3 separate regions of the Mus musculus genome follow, and all the other regions are linked to region 3. Evidence: chromatin loops called from intact Hi-C (ENCODE). Cell type or tissue: gastrocnemius. All regions are shown on one strand.

What was found. Peaks named below come from ENCODE experiments on the same cell type or tissue, not always from the same donor. Only the 100,000 strongest peaks of a DNase experiment are listed, where the experiment ranks them.
Region 1: it touches region 3 in a loop (2.6-fold over the local background); 2 of 42 quality-filtered maps call a loop at or near these places.
Region 2: it touches region 3 in a loop (2.6-fold over the local background); 10 of 42 quality-filtered maps call a loop at or near these places.

Annotation. Positions count from the first base shown.
Region 1 is chr9:40,263,822-40,271,821 of GRCm38, forward strand. Scn3b (sodium channel, voltage-gated, type III, beta) reads left to right here and starts at 5,395. Exons shown (of 7, transcript NM_001083917.1): 1 at 5,395-5,781; 2 at 6,147-6,226. The coding sequence starts at 6,172. In gastrocnemius, a CTCF peak has its summit at 4,369 (motif pointing right); DNase peaks (open chromatin) are centred at 4,385, 4,531, 5,405, 6,297 and 1 more place; H3K4me3 peaks cover 2,127 bases; H3K27ac peaks cover 2,039 bases.
Region 2 is chr9:40,387,646-40,395,645 of GRCm38, forward strand. All of the region lies in intron 2 of Gramd1b (GRAM domain containing 1B), which reads right to left. Among named protein-coding and RNA genes, the nearest start is that of Gm51668, 25 kb to the right of the region's middle. In gastrocnemius, CTCF peaks have their summits at 3,373 (motif pointing left) and 4,367 (motif pointing left); DNase peaks (open chromatin) are centred at 3,413, 4,366 and 4,850.
Region 3 is chr9:40,326,713-40,334,712 of GRCm38, forward strand. Gramd1b (GRAM domain containing 1B) reads right to left here. Exons shown (of 20, transcript NM_172768.2): 3 at 6,733-6,943; 4 at 706-726. 1700110K17Rik (RIKEN cDNA 1700110K17 gene) reads left to right here and starts at 6,760. Exons shown (of 3, transcript NR_040728.1): 1 at 6,760-6,875. In gastrocnemius, CTCF peaks have their summits at 2,776 (motif pointing right), 4,125 (motif pointing left) and 7,124 (motif pointing right); DNase peaks (open chromatin) are centred at 4,102, 4,489, 4,970, 5,296 and 5 more places; H3K4me3 peaks cover 857 bases; H3K27ac peaks cover 2,466 bases.

The DNA.
Region 1 (8,000 bases), 63 kb before region 3:
CATCAGGCTCTCTGCCACATGCAAATCCAGGAAGGGACTGGGTGCTCTAATCATAATGCCCCTGCTTCCTGCTCTAATCCCACACTTCCCTGGCTGATGACAACTCTCCGCAGCTGGCTCGCAGGATGAGGGAATGATTTGGGAGCCTGGTATCTCGAAGTCTCACATGTGCTCTATGACCACAATTTAAAATACACAAGTTTCTTCCTTCTCTTTGTCCCAAAGGGTGTGCACTCTATTTCGAAATCTACTTAGAACAGCAAAACCAGGTCACATGACTTCCCTAGAAGGGACTGATTCCCGTGTCAGGACTCTTAGCTCAGGTTCATGCTAATCAAAAAACGGTTCTCCTGATTTTCTCTTATGTTTTGAGAGGTGAGCCCCAGGAGTTCAGACCACCTCCCTTGGCATGTATTTACCTGTGCCTCTCCACCACCACTCTATGGATCATTTGGGTTTCTGCTTTCTCTAAATCAATATGTACATCTTAATGTACCATTTTTTTTCTATCATGGTATTAATGCTATCTCTAACCAAAACACTCACCCCTGGGAATCTTGGTGAAATAACAGACAAGAAGACTAACTTACCCCTGTATATCAGGCAGGCCTTTCCCCCTTCATTAGCATCCTTTTGTTCCCATTATCCAGAATTTTGAATGTCTCCAGTTCCATGTAAACCTCCTCCTCAATCTCTGTGTTTTTACACTTGATCATCGAGGCACTGCACCCTGCTGGATCTTCTCCTGTTTCTCTTGATGAGACATTTTCTCTTCCCAGAATTGATTCTGACTTCATTCACTTCCATACTACCCACACTTTCTCATCCATTCACTACTTTTTGGGTTGAATCCTCTATGTAAAAGACCCAGTGTCTGCCTTCACCAGTCTATCTCCAGGAGCACAACAAGGAACAGATCAAAGAAAGCTGTCGTGAAGAAACATCCTGGTGGGAGCAGTCAGAACATTAGCAAGCACATAAACTGAAATCAAATAATTTTGGGTTAGTGAGGGAAGACATGAAAATAAAAAGAGAAAATGAGGTGCAGAAGCTTCAAGCAATGGAGGTGGGCAGGGGCTGGTTTAGAAGAGGGACCACTAAAAGGTGAAGGCATTTGAAGCAAGATTGCAATGGTGAGACAGCCACAGAATGGGAAACAATTCAGGATGAGGGCGTGTCATATTGGGCACAAGGGTTGTGATGATATGGTGCTTGCTAAGTTTGGAGGTCATTTGTTTTCTAACGATGTGTAGCTGGAACACTGTGGGCAAGGCAGAGAGTTGTTAACATCTATGAGAAGGCAGCCAAGGCTTAGGGTCAACTTGTTACACCATGAGGAGGATTCTAGACTGTACTTAAGGACAGTAAGATGATATGAGAGGGCTTTGAGTGAGCAAAGTACAGTCATGGATATGGGCTCCAAACTAATGGATTCCTCCAGTCACAGATGAAAAATATTCAAGAATAAACAACGTTTAATATAATGTACATAGTTTCTTTCTTTTTAGCTGTGTGTGTGTGTGTGTGTGTGTGTGTGTGTGTGTGTGTGTGTGTGTGTGTATTCATGCCACATAATGCATGTGGAGATTAGAGAACAACTTTTGGAGTCTGTTCTGTCCTTCTGCCATAAAATTCAGCAATAAAACTCAGGCCCTCAGCCTTGGCAGCAAGTACCATTATCCACTGAGCCATATTGTAGCCTAACTTTTTTCTTATTGCTCTCCAAACAATATAATATAGCAGCTATGTGCATTCATTGCATTAGTTACTGTAAGTAACCTAGAGATAATTTAAAGCATAAGGGAGGACATGTAAAGGTTATATACAAACTCAGTTCCACTTTATAGGATGGCTTTGCACATCTGCAAATTTGAGTCTCTACCAAGCACCTGTGGACACCAAAACACAATTATATATCACTTTGTGAAATTTAGACCTCTATGTCAGTTGCTTAGAAAGCTGATCATATGGCATCTTGGTCCAGTTTTAGTTACTATGACAAAATGCCTGACATGAGCAACTTAAGGGAGAAAAAAGGTTTGCTTTGTAGAGGTGTCACAATATCATGATAGGAAGATGAAGTGGTGTAGAACTCACCTGTCTGCCTGCTTTGGTCGGAAGCAGAAAGACAGATTATCAACACTACTATGCTTTCTCCCTTTTCTTTCAGTCCATCCAGCCCCAGCCCCTTGTAATGGTGTCTTCCATATTCTGGGTAGATTTCTCCTTCCTGGGGAAGGCCCTCACAGACACAACCAGAGTGGCCCTTAGTAACCTCCTATGTGCTCAATGCAAGCAGGCTGGCAGTCAAGATCAATCATCACCCATAGCCTTACATATCAGCAAGAGCAGAATGTTTACGACAGAGAAATGTCAAGCTAACATCAGCAAGACAGAGCAGCACCCATCACAAAGACGAAGGGATAACTTACCATGTTAAGTGCTTTAAAAGCTTACGGAACAAGGGCTAGAGAGATGGCTCAGCAGTTAAGAGAACTTGTTATTTATCCAGAGGACCCCAGGCTCAGTTCCTAGCACCCACATTTTGTGGTTCACAATAATCTATAACTCTAGTTCCAAGGGATCTGATCTCCACTTCTGGCTTCCGCAGGCACTGCATGTACACCGTGCACATATGTACACACGAGCAAAACACCCATATACATAAAATAAAATTCAAATTTAAAAACACATCCCGGCACAGACCAGATGGACTTCAAGAAACTTAACGTACTTATAAGTATGGCAGAAAGCTCCTGCCAGAGGGAACAACAGAACAGCGAGAACAAGTGCTCTGGGTTTTCTTTTTGTTTTTGTTTTTCTTTTTTATTGGCTGTTTTCTTTATTTACATTTCAAATCTTATCCTCTTTCCCAGTTCCCCCCTCCCAAAACCCCCTATCCCATCCCCCCTCCCCCTGCTTCTATGACAGTGTGCTCCCACCCACACACCCACTCTCACTTCCCTGCCCTTGAATTACCCTACACTGGGGCATCAAGCCTTCAAAGGACGAAGGGCCTCTTCTCCCATTGATGCCCGACAAGGCCATCCTCTGCACATATAAGGAGCTGGTGAAATGGTTTGTGAGAACTTGAAGCAGATACACTTTCCAAAACCTCAGAACTTACCAAGGGAACATTTCAAATTCTGCTAATAAATCCTCAGAACGGGGCTGGTGAGGTGATGGGTTTTGGAGCAAGGGTTCTTGCACCAAGCTTAATGACTTGAGTTCTATATACAGGACTGACATGGTCAACTACACACATTGTCTTCTGACCTCCATACACATTCTGGAACACACTCCTCTGCCCACACACACACAGACACACAGACACACAGACAAACACACACACACATAAATACACAAAACAAATTATAATCATACTTTAATCGTGATGTATTGGTTCTGTGATATAAATCTAATTACTCTCACCTGCCTTTGATTGTAATTTTTTAATGTATCATGCTGTATATGCGTTAGTAGGAAAACATGTTTGGCCTCTATGACTTCTGAAAAAAAATCCATTTAAGCTTGAGTGAGGCCTCGAGAGCATGACAGTAGTCCTGCTCTGTGTTTTGCTTTTATCTGTTTGCTTGCTAAAAACTGTGTATAGATTAAGTGATTTTTTTTATGCCAAATTTAAGCAGAAAGTTATATTTCATGACTGAATTGAAATTGAACAGAACTATTGACAGAGTGTGCTGCCTGGAACGAATCATACCCAACAGTAAGCTCAAAGTTTCATGATACAGCTTTCCAGATTCTATGCACACATACAAAATGACTGCAGCAAGTCAGGTAAACTGAACAAACAAACAAACAAACTTCCGATTTTAACCGAACGCAAGCCCATTGTGAAGGACATGCGGTGTTTGAATATATTTTTCCTCTTGAGCAATTTTCTTCTGATTCCATCAGATTTGTTCTGCTCAGACCACACAAAAAGGACTAGCTCCTATTCATAATGTCAGAGAATCATGTTGATGAGTGAAAAAAGTAGCCAGGGTAGTCAGAGATTGGGGTTGGCTAGAAACTATTGTACACTGGAGAAGTTTAGTTCCAAACAAAAAGTTCTTGCGATGGGTCATGGAGGAAATGACTTCTTTATTGAGGAAAATGTATCAAGAACGATTAATGCAGCTTGGGGAGGAATGGGTATAGAAGTCAAATGAGTACAAAGAACTTCCTTACGCGTCAGAAGGGGGGGGCGGGGGGCGGTTAAGCTGTGAAGAGCCAGCTGTCACACAAGAGAGTTCCAGCACACTCGTCAGGAAAGCGCCTCACTGATTCCTGAGTTGTGAAAGATGTTGCAGATTTTGAGAACCTCAAAGGCTGATCCTCAACACAAGATGGCGTTTTACGACCCCGTGGCTCTCGGCCCGGGAAGAAACCTGACTGAGGACCTTCTGTGACTGTGTATGTGACATTTAGCAGGGAGCATTTCCTGTGTATAGTTCATTTACCGTCAGCTGTTACTCCGCATTCCCTTTAGGAATATCACTGTTATGCCCCCCCCCCCGACCCCCACCCCTTTTTGGCTAGAGAACAGGAGAAAAGGGCCTGGGCAGGAGCCAGACTTTTGTACCAGTCTTTCACCATTAAGCCTTCCCTTCGATTCCAGGCATGCCTAATCCGTTAAGTCAATTCGAGTTTATAACTGAGTGTAAAGGTTCAGGTTTCCCTTCCAGAAATAGGGCGGGGATGCTCAGCAGCTGCTAGGACTCGGAGCGTCTAAGAGTTGGAAACCGTCTCAACATCACATCGTCTATCTGCCTACAAATGGTTGGGGAAGGTGGGGCACCTCAGATAACTTGGGAAACGAGAAATCATCCTTCCTTATCCCTACCCTAAAGCTTATCCGAAGCTCGCATTTGGAACTAGACTGAGCACTGAGGTAGGGACAGGTGTGCCACACCCTACCCTATTTGCTACAAGCAGAAATTGCCTTGCTGTGTCCCTTGTGTGGGAACCCATTAATCAAGGCAATTCAAAGGCTGGGGAGGCAAGAAGGGGGGGGGGGATAAAGTAGAGGGCGAAGAGAAGCCAGCCAGGAGCTAGCTGGTACTGTAACTATTATAGATGACATCATTGCTTCAAAGAGATGTGTCCCTCCATTCCCCAGAGCTGTGGGCAAGTGTATTTGGGAGGCAGCAGGAGTGGGGTTGCCTGGAGGGGGTGGGTAAATAGGTGGAAGCTATGTGTGTGTCCATAACTCAGAGAGAAACCCAGACAGTAGAAAACCGAGGTGACAGCCAGCTAGCCAGACAAGAAGCCACCGCGGTCGGAGGGTGTTTGCGCTCCTCCCCCTCTTCTCAACGCGCCAGCCCTGGGAGGGGCACGTGGGTTTAGGGGTGGGGAATATGTGTCCAAGGGGGAGGGTCCATAGCGACCAAAGCGGCAGAGAGCTGCCTGCGCATGTCAAGGCTAGCAACACATTCAGCTAGGGGGTGGCCCTGGAGAGGGGCGGCTTGATCACCCAATCGCCCAGCATCGGGGCTTCGCAGGATCCAGAGACGCGCCCCGCGGAAGGGGGTCCCCCCCTCTACCCAGCCTCCACCTCTGAGATCGCCAGTCCCACCGAAGCTCCCGCCTCTTTCCACGCCTGGTGGACCTCATGGGAGCCCGGGGCTGCTGTGTACAAGACTGAAGTGGAACACATTCTGTAGCCCAGACGACGGCTGGAGTGGGGACACGCCCAGCTGGAGAAGCCTGCCCCGCCGTAGAAGCCCGAGATTCTGAGTCTCGGTGGATCGAAGTCGCTGTCCCTAGGGGAGGCGAGAGGTGAATCAACACTGACTCCTTCCACAGGCCAGCATCCCCGCGCCGGCTGCGAGACTCCCTTCCCAGTCCACTTTGCTTTGGTTGCAAACGCAAGCAGAGGAGAGGGTTGGAATTCCAAGAGTGGGGTGGGCGGGAAGGCTACTGTCCGTGGTGCTGAGCCAAGCCCCGAGGCTCGCTTTAGCGAGGTGGCTTCAGCTGACACCTACACTGGGCTCCAGATCCCGCAGACCCCCTAGGAAGGGGACTTGACCTTTTTCTTCCTCCTCCCACTCAGAAGGTCCGCTCCCTTAGGGGCAGTTAATCCCTGAAGGTTTCCTCGAAAGAATCAGAGGGCTCAGTCCTTGACAGAGATCCTCTCTGTTCAGTTCCAGAAACCACTTACGAGAAAAGATGCCTGCCTTCAACAGATTGCTTCCCCTAGCTTCTCTAGTGCTCATCTACTGGGGTAAGTACAGCACCCTGCCTTGCAATGTGCTAATACCACGCATCGTGCTAACAATAACAACACTTAAGTGATGTCGATGGTGACAAAAAGGAGCTCTGGTTTCTCTCTGTGCATTTTTGCCAGACATGGAGATCCACACGCGCTCCCAGAGACCTGGGTTTGGAGGTTTGCAAAGGCACCTCCCTGCTCCCTGTGCCTTGATTTTTTTTTCCCTCCTAACCATCTTTAATGCTTCTCTGATTCCCGTCTTTCCTAATTTTTATTTTTTCTCCTCCCTTCCCCCTTTGCTGAAAAGGAATGTATCCGTTTATTATTTCAAAATCTTGCTTGCATTTTTTACATTTGCATCGCTCAGTGAAGAGTCAGTCAGTCCTGAAAATCTCAATGATTTGGTGTATGTGTGTGTGGGGGGGGGGGGCACACTCATTTCTCTCTATGGTTTAAAAAAAAGCACAAAACCTGGATGCATGAATTTTGAGAGAGAGAAACTATAGCTTGTCCATCTGTTAAATTTTAACTAAGAATGGATGGGATAGCAGTTCCAGCCATTTGCTGCTGTGCACTGATAGACAGATGAGAAATGCATTTAGTTTGCAGGAACTGAAGGGCTTTGATATTTGGTAAGCTGGTTTTGTTGTTCTTGGGTTTGTTTCTGGATCTTTGTTTTTTTTGTTTTTTGTTTTTTTCTTGGTTGTCAGTTGTAAGAGACTCAGATGACATTGCCCCTCCAAATAAGGGACTTGTGACAATAATGCTGGGCTAAACAGCTTCAAGCATAGCTCACAATTGGATACCTGAATGTGTGCTAAGGGAATTGAACATCTAAGTGCTAATATGTGAGTGTGTGACACACACAGTGTTTTACAGTATGTTAATGTATGTCTCTGTTTATAAGTGTGTGCCCAGGCATGCATCTGAGCATGTCAGTATGAGTATCTGAATGGACTAGTGAGACTTAACAGTGTGTGTGTGTGTGTGTGTGTGTGTGTGTGTGTGTGTGTGTGTGTGCTTCTAACAGTTTTGCTTTCATGTCTTTGACTCTGCCCTTGGTTCAAGTATAGGTGCTCTTCAGTTGATAAGTCAGTTTGTATGGGTTTAGCTTACCTTCCTCTAAATTCAAATCAACAAAACCATAATGGATTGTACCCACCTCCCTTACATAAAGTAGGCTCGTGGGATTATGTTCCTGTGATGGGCTTGGCTCGCACTCTGCCTGTGCAGTGGCAGGCATGCCTCCTTGCCTGAATATCACTTTGTCAAGCCTTGGATACTAACTGTAGCTGAATGTATTATTTAGATTTTGCACGTGACCAGAAGAGGAAGGAACCAAGTTTCCTGTTGAACAAAATGCCTAGTGAAACAAGAACAGGAAAGAAAAGGAAGAGAATGATGCCAACCCCAAGGGCAGACTCACCACAACCCATTCCCTGTAGCCTACAGGAGACTTGGAGATGAAGCTGACATAGGGGCTGCCAAGGAGCTCATTTGTCTTGAAGATCAAGGTTGATATTTGCTCCAGGGAAAAGCTAGGCCGGTTGGGCTTAAGGAAGGTTAGTGTGGCAGGATAGGAGAAGGTGTGGCTGAGGCTCACGTTGTAGAGAAGGGTCTGCCGTCATCTTTCCAAACTCTGAATTCCAGAGGGTGGGGAGGGCAGTCTTGGCCCTCTTGCCCAGGACTCACAAAGCCCTGTGTCTCAGTTCTATCTCTGCTCTACCACTTTATTTTTGTTAGGTAACATCCTCAGAATGTCTGATAAATATGAAGCTTGAAAGTT
Region 2 (8,000 bases), 61 kb after region 3:
CCTCTATGAGTTTAAGGTCAACCTGCTCTACAGAGTGAGTTCCAGGACAGCCAGGGCTGCACAGAGAAACCCTATCTCAATATACAAAAACAAATAAACAAACAAACACCATAAATCTCAGTGCTCAAGGAGTTCCTGACCTAATACAGAAAGACCAACATGTTAAAAAATAAAATAAAATAAAATAAAAATAAAAATAAAATAAAATGTGCCAGGCATGATGGTTCATGCCTTTAATCCTAGCAATGGATAAACTGAGGCAGGGAGATTATTTTGAATTTAAGGCTAGTCTGAGTTTCAGGATATCCTGGGCTAACCTATGAAACCCTGCCTCAAAAGAACAGTTTATTGATATGTAAATATAATATAAAAATCTGGAGCAAAATAAGGAAACTCTCCTGTCTGTCTACCAGGGAGTGGGAGGGTCTTGCTCCTAAGCAGGTCTGATGATAGCTTAGAGTTCTTATCCCCAGCATTTTTGACTATCTCAGTATCTTATGAGGCTCTCAGAACATTTCTATTCTGTGCTTGTATTTCTCATTTTGTCTTTGGCCTTGACTTCTTTTCTTTTTTTAAAGATTTATTTATTATTATATGTGAGTACACTGTAGCTGTCTTCAGACACTCCAGAAGAGGGAGTCAGATCTCGTTACGGATGGTTGTGAGCCACCATGTGGTTGCTGGGATTTGAACTCTGGACCTTCGGAAGAGCAGTCGGGTGCTCTTACCCACTGAGCCATCTCACCAGCCCTTGGCCTTGACTTCTACCCACTAGCTAAATCCCAAGCACGGAGACACCTGCTTGCAGTCTCCCTCTGCTGTTGAGAAGGTCTCCATGAGCAGCTGCCATCAGTGACCATCCACCCAAACCCAGCAATGTCCTTGAATCTCCAAGGCAGCTCTATGGTGTGGATGTCCTTATTGACAAAGAAACAGACCAGCAGAGGCCAAGGTAACTCACTCAAGCTCACAGAGAGAGAGGATGGGCATGCTAGAATCTGAACTCAGAATCGTGTACCTCCAGTCACAGCTATCCCATTGCCCACCGTCTCACTTTCCTGACCACCTCCTTCCCAGCCTGCCCAATCAGAAAGTACTTCTGTGTTCCCCAGGGGTAGCCATTCCTCTTCTGGCCCTCATTGCCTTGTTTTTTGTTTTGTTTAGGTTTTGGTTTTGTTTATTGTTGTTGCTGTTGTTTCAGCTTTTACAACAGGGTTTCTCTATTATGTAGGTCTGGCTGTTCTGGAATTCTCTGTATAGACCAGACCAGCCTCAAACTCACAGAGATCCACCTGCCTCTGCTTCCCCAAGTACTGAGGTTGAAAGCGTGCACCAATATGCCCAGCTGACTGTCATTATCTTGAGCTGCCATAACCTGTTTGCTTACCTGACTTCCCCCAAAGCTGGTGAGCGCCCACCCACATGGCACGTGCTATTCTTCTCTGAGCCCCCATACCTGGCTCTGCTGCCCCATCAATGGCATTTACTACACCTCCACTGAACGAAGGATTCATAAATGCTTCTAGTGTCTGTTCTCAAGAGATCAAAAACTGTCTGAATGCAAGCTATCCTTCATATACCTTCGCAGATTAAAACCTGAGATACCTCAATCTTAAACTGGAACCTTGAAGAAACAAAACGGGCAGTGTCGTGAAAATAGAATCTCAGAATCCAGACTCCCGGAAGTGAAGCCACGCCTCCAAGCCCTCCTCCAGGAAATGAATGGAATCAGATAAGGATGCTGTCATCAGGACTGACCACACCTCCTCAAAAAAGGCTATTTCTTTCTGTAGCAACATAGTTCAGTGTGTTAGGGCTGGGGGAATATGTGAAAACAGCAACTCAGAAATAAAGCAGGGCGGGCTAAGGTAAGAGGGGGCATTTACATGTATTTAGACCTGTGAATCACAATATGAATTTTTACTCAGCTATTCGCGGGCTTTTTACATTCTCATGGGTCCAGGGCATCCAGCCATAACATAGTCTCTTTGAATCTGGGCTTCGGGCTTTCTACCTGGCCTATACAACCAACCTCTTTATGAAAGCATCTTGAATCAGCTCAAGATGCCTCAGCTTCGAGTTATAAGCTTTCTGCAGAACTGATGGAAACCACAGGTGACATCGTCATCAAACCACTCTGTGTCAAGTTCTGCCTAAGAGTGCAGGAGGTTCATGGGCCTTGGACTATAAAGCCAATTCATGGCTTGGTGATTCACGAGCCAAGATGGAAGATGCCTGAGATAACTGTTCAAAGAGCTTGGATCGGAGAGGGTTAAAGAAGTCCTAGGATTGAATACTCTCAGTTCCAGCAACTTTGTGGTCCAGAACCTGAGAGCAAACGCTAACCTCAGGAATGATCCAACTGGAGTTCTGCTTCTACAGCAGTGACCGGAGATGACCTGAGACCTAGCCTAAGGTATAGAATGGCCTAAGGAGAACAGGGCTGTGTAGGCTTCCACCCCCACATGCAAATACAGACACAACATGACCACATCTCTCCGAACTCACTCCAGAACTCCCCAGTGCCCCCAAGGCCACGCCTTGCCTAGACTTTACCCTACTATCATGCCATAAAGCTGGCAGGTGGGTGACAAACCACTTACAGGTTCAAGAGCTAGATCACTGGCTCAGCATCACCCAAGTCAGGGACAGCAGCATCCCAACCAGACAGCACACTGCATACAGCAAACACTTTTGGATCCAAACACAGCCCAGATGCCTGCCCCCATAACAGCCAATGCACAGCACCCTGCGGCATCCCATATATTGGTTGGTTATTTAAGTATTCGTGAAAGTACGAAGGCAGGGACGCAGTCCTGGGTAATCTGTTCTCATTTGAGTTCTTTCCCTTGCTCTTCCTCAAGTGTGCGTCAGATCTCATCTGATGTAAACCACAGATAAATGTCATTCTCCCCTTCGTATAGGCTAAAAGGTGAAAGCTCAGAGAGGTTAAGTAACTTCCTTCCGATCACACAGCACAGAGGAATGGAAGAATCACTCAAGTCGATGATTCCAAGAGAACCTGCCCAGACAGTTCTGCTTGCATCAGCCTGGCTGATTGGGCCTCCTTTCTCACACTCTCTTCCATTCACATCACAGGGAACCCAACCTGCTCCAGAAGTCTGAGCCTCTTCGAGTCTTCCACCTCTGTGAGAATGGAGACTCGGCCATCTGGCCAAACAGCAAGGCCCCCAGTAAAGGCCAAACTACAGGTGTCTCCTTGTACACAGGACAGGGGTTGGGGAGGAGCTGTTGAGACTTGCCTCCTCCAGTTACTACCAATGGCTCAGGCTCCTTGTTTGGAAAAATACACAGAAAAGCAAAATTCTAATTGCCAGCAGCGTCCAGAATAAGAACAGTATTCAACATCGCCCTCTAGTGTGTCCAAGGCCATAGGTACAGCACCCAGCCACCTTTACTCCTCAGAGACTCAAACCGGCCAGACATTGGAGCTCCTAGGAGCTCGGGGAGGGACATCGCCTGTCACTCAGGCACCAAGGCCTCACCAGCTCCAAGGCCAATGTCGGCTGCAGGATGAGCTGTCTCCACTCCTAAGGCTGCTCAGTCCACAACCTCCCACCTAGCCGGTACACAGCAGCAAGGGAAAGAACACAGAAGTTGAGAGACAGCGTTAGGATGAGCCCATGGAGCAGGAGAATCGGGAAGAGGCAGAGGAGGAAGACAGAGAACAGGGGAGCCAAAAGCAGGTAGGATGAAGATAAACAGAAAGCTGAGCAATAGCTAAAGAAAAAGACAGAAATGGAAAGTGAGTCCAGGCAAATGCCCTCGGCGTGACCACGTTCCTATTCTCCTCCAGCCACAGGCTCAGATATGCGGATAAGAGGTGGCCGGTGTGCTGTGTAGCACAAGACACACCCTCCCATCTCCTGAGGTCATTTCCCTCTCCTGACACAGCCCTGACTGCTCCTGAGTGCTGGGCTGAGGGAGAGGAGGGGAGAAAAAGTGAACCAAAGGCGGAACTCGCAGAGCGAAACCACTTACGCACAGTGCGGCCGGCAGCATTTCCATCCTACCTTTGCCGTCGCCACGTCGGCCGGATCCATGACCCCGGCTTGGCCTGGGGAGCAGAGCACCATCCAGGGAGAAAAGGCAGAGTCACAAATGTCCACCCAGAAAGAGGACACCACCCCCTCTGGAAGGAAGGCCAGGAGAATGAGACCTGCTTCCACTCTCCAGAGGGGTCCCCTGGTACCTCCTCAGTTGGTAATGGAGGAAAACATCCGGGGGTTCCCAGCCAGTTAGGGAAGCGGGCGGTCAATATCCCCACAAATACCCATGAGGCCCAGTCAGTCCATCTCCCCTCCCCTCGTACTTGGTCTCAGAAGGGCAGTGTGGGTCTCCCCAGGCTCCCCCTGCTGGGGGGAGAGGATGCAGAGTGGATGCCCTGCCCCATCACTGCCCCATCACTGCCCCATCACTGGTAGGTACCCAGAGATGAGGACAAGGCGCACATGTGGACAGAGGCTGCTGGAAGGTGCTGAACCAGTGCTGGGTCACAAGGCAAGGCGAAGGTTTGGGTTGGAGGGGGCAGGTGTTAAGGTGCAGGCACTCAGATGGAAGCAGGGGTAGGTTCTGTGCGAGGAGGAGCTGGAGGCACCGCGCTGAGTGGCACAGCAAAGTGGAGAAGGCGAAGGGAAAGGGACTCCCCGTAAAGCCACTCACCTTGCAATAACATTCAGACTGACTGAGGCCTACACAGAAGCCAGGGGCGGGCCGTTCCCACACCCCCAACTCCACTCCCAGAGACTCACAGCCTCTGTCTAAAGGTGCATGAGAGAGCAGCAGGCAGCCAAGCTGGATCCGCAAAGGCCCCTAGCTCCGTTGGAGCAGCCTGATTGGCGGAGCAGGATGACTTCATCCAGCCCCATTCATCACTCTAGGTTTTCTGCCCGGCAGGGACAGTCAGCTCAGCTTGCAGCAACTACAGCTTCCTCTCTGGCCCTTAAAGCAGGCAGCTTGGGAGAGCCTCTATCCGTCAGAGGGCCACTGAGAGAAGGGAACTGGCCAGAGTACTCTCGGTCTCACGGAAAAGCAGAGCAGACCGCTCGCACTGCTAAGAAAGGAAAAAATAAAAAAAGCGCACTCAAAGCACCATGCCAGTATTCACTGTAAGCATCCTGTGTGCCGGAGCGGGCACCGATGGAAGACAGCAACACTCCTAAGAGAACACTCGGCAGAAGCTATAAGCTGCACTTCCCCCACAGAAAGTGAGGTGTGGCAAAACAGATCCAAGCCCTCAAGCATGCCTCATATCCTCCTCCGTGGTCATCTCCTCCCCATGAGTGAGGCCCACTTGGCCTGGTAAGGACAAGGCTTCCCTTGTGTCCAGCATTTTAAGCCCATAGAGAGTGATCAAAAAAATGGCAGCTTACAGATCCACTTTACAACTTACGGATCTAAGTCACAGAAGAAAAAAAAGAAAAAAATTAGGTCAGTGCAAGCCTGTCAGCCTCTAAAAGTCATTTCCACTCAGGCTTCTACTATATAAATCTACCAGGAAATCTGTTATCGGGCCAGGGAGATGGCTCAGTGACTACGGCCTTTGTTGCTAAACCTGAAGAACTGGGTTCAGTCCCCGGGACACACATGATGGAGCAAACTGACTTCTGATGGAGCAAGTTGTCTTCTGACTTCGACAATGAGCGCTGTGCTATGTGTGGGCAGGCACACACACACAAATAAATAAATGTCATTTTTAAGATACAATTACAACAACAACAACAACAAAACCCTATGATTCTTGGAGAAATGTCTTCAGTTCCAAACTCCTCCCTTCTTCCTGAGACCCTGCTCAAAATCCAGCCCCCAGACCATTTGTCCTTCCCCTCCCTCATTTCTCCTCATCCATATTACCTTACTCAGTTCAAGCCCAACCTCATAGCCTAACACAAAAACGTATGGCACCAGCATACACCAAAAACATCAGTAGACAAGGCAAATATGGCTGGCTGCAGACAGATCTGCTGCTTCTACCTGAAGGTGTGGTCATGCCTCCCCAATATTACCTGCACAATCAGGGAGATGGTGTCTATATGCTGGAGGAAATCTAACCCTATAAGGTCCTTGCTTAGCCCAGCCTGCTCAGGTGACAAACCTTCCTGACCCAGACTCACCATCAAGGGACACTTCTAAGTGTTCATATCCTTGCAATGGCATCCTGGCCTGCAGGTCCCTTAATGTCTTCTCTTCTGTCCCCTCCCCTGCAGGAGTCTCAGTAACACAACATGTCTGTAAGCCAGGTAACAAAGCAAGGCAATCTATGAGCCTTGAAGTCCTCTTTACTCCACACACAAGTCTCTTGGAATCCAATCTCAGCACTGCCTTTCTTTGGTCATGATTGTTTGATTCAATCACAGTGGATATAGCCCTTAAAGGATACAACTCTTTTGTTAACATTTTGAATTACTGCCACTTTTTTTCTAAACGAGAAAATGATCTTATTTTCTTCCTCAAAACATCACCACACAGACACTATACCCAGCGCGCATCAATGTACACGAGTCTGGCTTAACGACCAGAGCAATGAAACTGTCCACTCTCCGTTTTCACAGGGCTCCGGAATTTAAGTTGTGTCTCCAAATCCCATCATCTCCTTGAATACTCTATGATCCGTGACACCGAGATGATTAACCTGAGATCTGTAGCTGTGAAGTGACTTGTCTAAGGTCTCGCAGTGAGAAACTGAAAATTGAACTCAACCTTATATGATTGGATGCATATCTTCCTCCAGAAATCTATTCCCAGTTTCCCACCACTTCTCTGTATCTCCTCGGTCTCCTCCCAATTCCTGAAGACTTAGAAAATAGGAAATATCAGTTGAAACCAAGTGAGAGTCAGGGGATGTAGCTCTAGTTGGTGGAGTGCTTGCTTCCCATGCGTAAAGCCCTGGGTGCAATCCCTAGCAAATCATGAGCGGGACATGGTAATACATGCAACAACCCTAACACGTAAGAGCTGGAGACAAGAGGATCAAAACTTGAAGGTTATCCTCAGCTACATAGCAAGATCGGGGCCAGCCTGAGCTATATAACCCTGCAAATAACAACAAAGCAAATCCTAATTTAATGCCAAGAGATTGATTCATGCCTTTCATCCCAGTATTTAAGAGGCTGAGGAGATGATGGATGGATGGATGGATGGATGGATAGATAGATAGATAGATAGATAGATAGATAGATAGATAGATAGCTCAGCAGGTCAAGATTCTATCACAAAAGACCGATGAGTGAAGTTCAGTCCCCAAAAACCATCATGTAAGGAGGAAGCCAACTTCTGAAAATTATCCTCTGAGCTCCATGTGCACTGTCGCATGTGCACCAGCACTCATATATAAACATATCAAGCACATACATAGTGATAATGATATATGAAACATAATTTTTAGTTTAAAAATATACAAAATGGCAATTGATGCAATTTGCCTTTGAGATTTCTTTTTTCAAGATGGCCAATTATGAGATAAAACATTATCAAAAAATTAGGAGGGAGCTTGAGATCATCAAAAAGTTAGTGTGCACATTTAAAGAAGGGTCCTATGATGGCTAATCCTAGAACTCAAAGTTGGAGTCCAGACTGAGACGAATTCCCAGTGGAGACTGCTTTTTAGATTTAAAAAAAAGAATCAGCAATTCATTCATGTTCGCTTTAGGCAGGAAAGGAGACCAAGGTGCCTTGCCAACGCTTAATTCAACAATCCAAACTAAGATTAAGGCAAGGGAGAGATACAGGTCTTGGAGCCTGAAGATGCACTTTTCATCCCACCACAAACACCTGATACACGTGTTCTATGAGTTGAAAGTACCTGTTTTGTCTGTCTTACCTGAAATTGTGGGGAGCAGAAATGTTTCACATCTGAAAAGTATGTCAGATTTAGAGATATTTACATAGGTTTTCTCAGATGAACCGTTCTAATTCAAAATATTTTAAATGCTCCAAAATCCTCAACCAGTAATAGAATTTAGGTCGAGGAATAATAACAA
Region 3 (8,000 bases):
CAAGCTGAGGGACTTTAGCCAGACGTTCTTCCAGGAAAGAGTCCAGGGCCATACAGTATGTGACAAGGAGAATGGAGCCCTTGCAGGCACTGCTGACTCCACAAAACACTCTCAGAGTCCAGAGCTGGATAAATAGCCACTAAGGATGACCTAAGAAGGACCCTGCTTTACAGACTAGAAGGCAGCCAAACCTTCAGTAGGAGCATGCTCTGGAGGATACTGCATATCTTTGACACACTCTGTCATATAGCACCGTTTCTTAGCACCAGCTCCTCCACAAGATGTCTTGTCCAGTGATGCTAACTTTAGCCCTAAGTTCATACCTCCTGTCTCACCCTAGCCACAGAATACCGCCTGGCCTTGAAGCAGTCACTCAGTCCTGGCTGCTCCCTACCTTCCTATAGGACATTAGATGAGGAAAAACATGAGGTGAATCATCTCTTCATGTTCCCAGATCAAATCCTCCTCCCCAGGACATACCCGTCCTGCTGTAGAAGAGAACTACTGTGTCTGTTTTGTGGTGAGATGAAGAGGTTGACAAGGGCAAAAACTCCTAAGACCCAAACGGTACTTAACACTTCTTGCAACCAACCCCCCTGCCCATCCCCCCACCCCCAACACACACACACACACACACACACACACACACACACACACACACACATTTTTCTATTACCCAACAAGAACAGAAACAGAACTACTTACATTGTACCAACTCTGGCTTTTCTGTAAAGACAAAAATAAAAGAGAATATAATTAGTTAGGGAAGAGACGATAGAAGTGGTATTCCTTCCCCCTGGGGTGAAGGTAACACAGACAGCGGAGGGTGGGCAGGGAGAAGGAATCCAAATGCAGCTGAATGCTTCCCATGTCGATGCTCAGGAGGGTCCTCCTTTCACAAGACAGCTCCAGAAAGGAGGCCCAGGGAGCAATCCATGCTGGAAGCCCCCACCACAGCTTGGGGCGATTGGAGAGGCAGGCAGTGGCAGCACTAGCTAGCGCTCAACCAGAAGGGAGTCAGAGCCCCATCGCCAGGTCCTACTGATGGGGAGGTGGGATACGTGGTAGGCATCCAAATCCTAGTCCCCCAGTGGGTTTTGACTAGAAGCAGAGTAGACACAGAGCCAAACACAGCCTCTTGCTCCAGATCATCTCCCCTGTCAAAGGCAGGGTAGAATGTTTTGGTGAAGGGGGAAGAAGGGGCTTTCTTAAAAGTCACACTATACTCTCAGCTAGAAGGTGAGCAAATTCCTTCTATCCCAACAACCGACTGACCTAACTAATAGCTAACTAATGGTTGAGGAAGAAAGTGGAATTGTGTCATCTCTAAAGGATTCTTCCAAGCCATGGTGTTATATACAACTTGGTACTCATGAAATCACATTCTGTCGCAGCTCTATGGTTGAGGAATACTCATACTGATCTCCCCATGGGATCTGAAACTTTCTAGTGAAAGAAGGGGAACGGCTTGATTGTGTTGTGTCTGTCTCCAAGCTCTACTCATGAGCATTCTGCCCTGATGTTAGAAACGTTGCCAACGGGTCAAAGCCTCAACGAGATACCAGAGGTATGGAGCCTATACATAGTCAGCCACTTAGAGCTTGTGTCAAAGAGCCAGCTAATAAACGCACAGCTGGGCAACCGCTGTGTCAGCTAGTAAGGTGTGCGTGTGTGCATGTGACAGGATGGAGGCGACTATGAACCAGGGATCTGTGACTGTGACCACAATGATGACCAGATGATCATGTGATCTCCTTCTCATCACCAGCTTCTTCCTTTGAATCAGAAACCTGCCTGACACCTTGACCCTCTACCCTGACAGTCAGCACAGTGGCCAGAGATAGGGCGTGCAAGGGGCACAGGCATGTATATGCTTTTCCCTCGCACAGATTCCACTGGTCGGTCTGACTAAGATAGCAGGCAGCAACACAGGCACTCAGTTACCCTCTGCTAGGAACTCTTTGTGGTCATTCCTCAAAAGGAATGGTGGTTTCATCTAGAAAGCACAGTCTTTTACCACAGTGGCCTCCAGAACTTGAAGACCAAACCCACATAGCCAAGACTATGTCATCATAGAATAGGAATTGCTACCTTATAGGAAAGAATTCTGGGCCAGAACATTCCCACCTAAGTAGTTCAGCTAAGTCTATTCATGCCTGGAAAGGGTGGGGGGAGCGAAAAAGTTATACCTAGCTGGACCGTCATTTCTATAGCTCTTTTTGGGTGTTCACAATGGCAACTGACTCTAGGACCACCAAAATGGGGTTGTGTTAATTTCACATCATGATGAGCACGAGTATACTCTTGCAGCTACCGACCAAGCTATCTATCCACAGTTAGCTTGTACTGCACTAACCCTGAGCAGGCTAGTCACCTGCTTCCCAGCGGAGGAAAATCTCTCTCAACTGAGCCCAAGCACTTTAGTTCTTGGAACTTTTGTATACAACTGTTGGAGGAAAAGGGTCACTGGGAACAGGATCCGTTGTGATCCTCAAACACGGTGCCTGCCCTCTCTCCCCACGTAGACGGAAGTAGATCTTCCCTTTCTCTGCACTGACATGGAGATGCTAGTTCCTTCAGAAACTACTTGACACAAACAGCTTCAGAATCCCAAGACCTTTCGGTTAGGAACACCTGTCCCATCTCTAACTAGCTCTGTGGTACCTTTATAGCTAATATTCATTATCTTATAAAGTGAGGATATAAGAAAGGATGCCCTTTTTTTTCCCTTAATTTTATTTATTTAATATATGAGTGATCTGCTGCATATACATCCCCCTGCCTGAAGAGGGCATCAGATCCCCCTATAGATGGTTGTGAGCCATCATGTGGATGCTGGGAATTGAACTCAGGATCTCTGGAAGAGCAGTCAGTGCTCCTACCCACTGGGCCATCTCGCCAGTCCCGAAAGGATGTCTTAAGTACTAAAAGAAATGAGAAAGGAACCCTGTAGAGTAAGAACTTCGGAGGCTATGCCGCTGACCATATCCCTACACAACTCCTTCTCTGCCAGCACTGAGGCACCTCAGAGACATATACACTTACATGTTCGGTGAGATTACATTAGCCCTCAAGAATACCCAGCAGGAAGGAGTTTCTAACCTTTGACCTGCCTTTCTGGGCTGAGTGTTAAAGGGACCTCCTGTGAAGGAGGTTCTCAGAGAGGCTTAAGGCCCAAGAGGGTGACAGAGGCACAGACAGACAGATCAGAGACTGCCTACCATTGTAAATTCATTGCTATGCCCCTACCTGGAGGAGAGGGCTAGAGCTCAAGAAGGCACAGAACTAGGGAGCCTGTATCAGATGGGTAAGGGAGTGGGGTGAAAGCACAGAGCTGTTAAGAAGCAGGATGGAGGGTTGGTGAGACGGCTCAGTGGTTAAGAGCACTGACTACTCTTCCAAAGGTCCTGAGTTCAAATCCCAGCAACCACATGGTGGCTGACAACCATCCGTAACAAGATCTGATGCCCTCTTCTGGTGTGTCTGAAGACAGCTACATTGTACTTACATATAGTAAATAAATAAATCTTTAAAAAAAAAAAAGAAGCAGGATGGAGCTGGAGGAGGAGAAGGGCCTGGAGGACTTGTTTTGGGTCTCTGTGGCCTTTTCTACAAGGAATCAGACAAGTGAGAACCAGACAGAATGCAAGGCTCCTAGAAACATACCCAGACTACCTTAGAGCAGTTTCCAGCCCTCGCATCGAAAAGCATCTCCTAGAACAAAGGCTTGAGGTGTCTGGAAAGCGAGCTGATGAGGGGGAAGGGGGAAGGGGGAAAGGGGAAGGGAGACTGGGACCAGGAGCTCTACATTAAGCATAAACTGGAGCCGGGAGGCAAAAAAAAAATCAAAACAAAACAAAACAATGTCTTACTTTGATCAGATTAAGTCTGTCATACTGGAAAAAAAAACCACAAAAATTAGAATTCAAACAAACAAATAAACAAACGAACAAAAAGGTGAAAGGTCACAGCACCGGGCACCGCCAAGCACCAACAGAGAGCTAAGCTGCGCGGCAGAAGCCAAGCACTGAGTGGCCCTATCTACTTGGCAGGCCTGCAAGGGCAGAGAGCAAGCAGCTCTCCGGAGCTGGAGGGGGCAGGAAAGCATGTCCTGGCTCCCCCTAGTGGCCACAGGCCATCACTACTGAGTGCAGCTTGACTGTGGCCCAAATGCACTGGTTTCTGGGAGTGACGGTCAGCCCTGAGGTCTGTAGCTCCCTACTCTAAGCGGGGAGAAAGAATCAGCCTCTACCCCTGAAACTGTGATGAGGAAGGTGAAGCCTTAATGATTTCCTGTCCCTAACAAACAAAAAAATGGAGGTCAGCAAGGGGGGGGGGGGAGACACCGTGAAGCCTCTTTGCAGGAGGTGGTTATGGGTGGCCCAGCTATAGTTGTAGTGAGAACAGTTCTAGCTCACAGAGCTTCCACGCAGCTCTACCTGGCCACCTTGAAAGGATGCGCCTAGGGGAAGCAGGTTTAGACGCTTTGGCCGTACCCCTGCAGCACCTGCGTGCAGTCCAGTCACGGGGCCCTGCATTGAACCCTTTTCCCATGGTGACTCTGGTGTAGATCCTCTGCGGTCTACGTGTCTTACACTCGCATGTTCCAGGGTGACTACGGTGGATCCCCAGTGCAGTTGTGCAATGTGGTCCTTCCTTGTCAGGCTGTCAGTAAGCACGGTGCTGCTCCTGGAATGAGCTAGGCTTGGAGGAAAGAGCTGCACACTTCACCTGAGGACGGGAAAGACTAAAGACTCAGCAGCTGTGGTGAGGAGGAGTAACCTGGTACCCACATCCAAGCTGGGTTCTCCTTCTCCCAGATGAGCCTGGAGCCTTCTGGTACACACTTCAACTAAGGCAGAGGGGCGGGCACTGGCGTAGCGACAAAAGGTCTTGTACAACTCCTGTCCCCAGCTATCAGGCATGCCGGAACCTGCCCAGCCTCCTACACCCACAGAGGACTCCCACTGGCTTCCTCACTCCAGGCTGCCGCCCCCCACCCCCCACTGGCAATAGGCACATAAAATACTGAGAGTCACAGGTCTGCCTCTGAAGGGCACAGTGGGAAGGCTTGGCTGTGGAGCTTCTTGTTCTTGCATCCATTGGAAGTGGATAGTGGTGTGCCACCGTCCTCCCTGAGGACACTCACAGACCCTGTTGTAAGTTGTCTCTCTGACTGAAGTTGGCACTTCTTCCCAACAATCGACTTCCTGGGCCCTACTGCCTTGCGACCAACTGCTCACCACTGAGCTCACCACTGGAGATCCGAGGGCCCTGGGTAGAGGCTGGCACGTCTCCCTCCCTAGAGCCTGGTGGGTACTGTCAGTCATCACCCTCCAAGGTTCTGGTACTGTACCTTCTTTAATCAAAACCCAGGTCTCTAAGCACACTGTGAATGAGTACCAGAGCGGTACAAGCAAGTCGCAGCGGGTGCCCTGCCAGGTAGCTCTCAGGGGTGGAGGAAAAGATGAACTAGGCAGATCTCATCAAGGTCTTTCCTCACTTCTGCCAGGGAGGCCACCGTTACCCATCCAAGGGTCACATGAAACAACAGAGTGACTGAGTGGAGGCTCCACGCCCACAGGGACGGAACTACCTCCTGCAGGACTCTGCGTTTTACAAAGTGCCACGCAAGGAGGGAGACACATTCCCACTAGTGGTAGTGTTTGAGAAGCAGGCAGACTCGGGAAGGGGATGGGGTGCAGGTGGAGTGGGGTGGGAGGTGGAGTCTTTTCTCTGTTGTCAGGTGCAGTGGGCGTGGTCCCTCAGTGACTTCCAAGCCAGCCTGCCAAGGGGTGGGGGTGGGGAACAGTGGGTTCAGCCCTTCTGGGAAAGGGACCAAGCAGGACATATGGGCAGAATTGGCAGGGGTAGAAGGAGGGATGCTGAGCACTACAGACAATTCAATACTAGAGGGGAGATTAAAAGACAGAGACAAAAGATGGCTTACTTTTGAGAGGCGCTTGTGAGACTAAGACCATGCATGCAAAGGTGTTTGGAAAACAGTGGGGAGAAGAGGAAGAACAAGAAATCAAAAGACAAGTTCAAGTGGGGTTTCTCCCAAGCCTCCCGAGGGGTCCCCTTTCTCAAGCCCTGCGACTCCCGTTGGTTTAGGAGCACCTGAGTAGAGGCACCTCTTGATTGCCAGAGGCCTGGGGATCGAAGGAGAACTCTGGGGAACCTTAACCATGTGAGGGAGGCCTCTATGCTAATCCTTGGATCAGGAGCCCAAGACAAGCTTGAGAGGGAAGGAAAAGTCCTGTGACTATCCTCTCTGCAAGATGAGTAGGGCATGGGCTGGGACAAAGGTAAGGCGGGGTGATGGCCAAGGAGGAGGTTAAAAATAGCCCTCCGGAAGCTTCCCTGAACTCGCTCTTCCTGGCAATACACTTGTCCCAAATAACGTTCCTTTGCCAGTTCAAAGGGCCAAATTTAACGAAGGATTATAAAGGCGACACCTCCTGCTCACCAGAGCTTCCTCCATATCTCAAGGGTCTTGAAGTTCCTTAGATGCTTACCGAGAGATGGGGAGCGGGGTGGAGAAGGGGCGCATGACTCGGGACCCTCCCTGAATGATTAACCAGGAATCAATTCATCAAGAGTCTCCCCTGCTGACGCTGACCTGTCCTGACTTCATCACATAGACACGGGGCTGTTCGGTCACATGAGTACCCAGTAGCTTCCTGCGACCAGCTAACAAAGGCTGCCAAGTCCCCAGCATCGTCTGCTCACCTTGGAATTTTTACCACCGCTCCGACCAGACTGTGAGGAGCAACTGCGTTGCACACCCTGCTCCGGGGTGGACGGGGACTTGTCCGAGGAGTGATCTGAGCCCTTCTCCACCATGGTGTCTCCGTCCTGGTTCTGTGGTGTTGGTGAGCGGGACCGCTTCCGGAGGATGGGAGAGCAGGCTGGCGTGCTGCGGTTGGAGTTACTGGCAGTGCTGCAGGGGCAGATGGAGACGGGGAATGAGATGGAGAGGGAAGAGGAAGGAAGGAAGGAAGGCTGTGAGTGACGGTCGGCCACAGACCCATGCAAAGGAGCCAGCTCAGGGAGCCCAGGCAACAGGCTGAGGAGACAACCCAGCTAGGGACTTGCTGCACTGTAATGCTGCTACTGACCAGCAGGGGGCAGTAGTGCCGGTGTGAAAAGGGAACTGGGACTAGAAACAAGCAGTCAAGTATTTAAATATTCACCCATCCAATCCTGTTTGAGCTTTAACTACATGTAGAAAGCTATTAGGGAAGATGATTTAGACCCTGAAAGAATCTCTCAATGCCACCAGTTCATTTTATACATGCTTTGTTTCAACACTTGCCCATAGTGACAACAACTCCGCTTTTCAAAGCATTCACATATATATTATTTCATAGGCATGTCTTTTACAAATTACGACGTTATTTTATCTTGCATGTATGTGTGCAGGCATGCATGTACCATGGGCATGCCTGTGGATGTCAGAGGGCAACTTGCCAGAGTCTGTTTCCTCCTTCCACAGTGTGAGTCCTGCAGAATGAACTCAGGCCACACTGGCTTGGCCATCTCGCTGGCACAGGTACCATGTGCCAGGACATTCAGTTGAGTTAATAACGGCCACTATCCTTCCATTTCATTTAAAAGATGAAGCTAAATGCCAGATAGAGAGGAGAAAGTGACCCAGGGCTAGCCTCAGAGTTTGCTACAGATGTAAGTCACTCATAGCAGCCTGGTAAGTTATGTTGCTGGTCTACGGGGGGGGGGGGGGGTTGTTCTCATACCTCCTACCCAAAATTCACCTCTAAAAAGTTCCTTGTACTTCCCATGGCACTAAATCCAGTTATACCGAGGCATTCAATCTGTTAATACAGTAAAGACCGAAACTTAGCTTGTGTTTTCAATAGAATAGAAGAGGTGAAGAGAAAAGGGTGGAGAGGAAAGAATGAACTCAGTTTGTTCTGTTTTCAGAGAACAGAGAAATCAAAGAGCTGGGCAGGGAGGGAAGAATCCTCAGAAAGAGACAG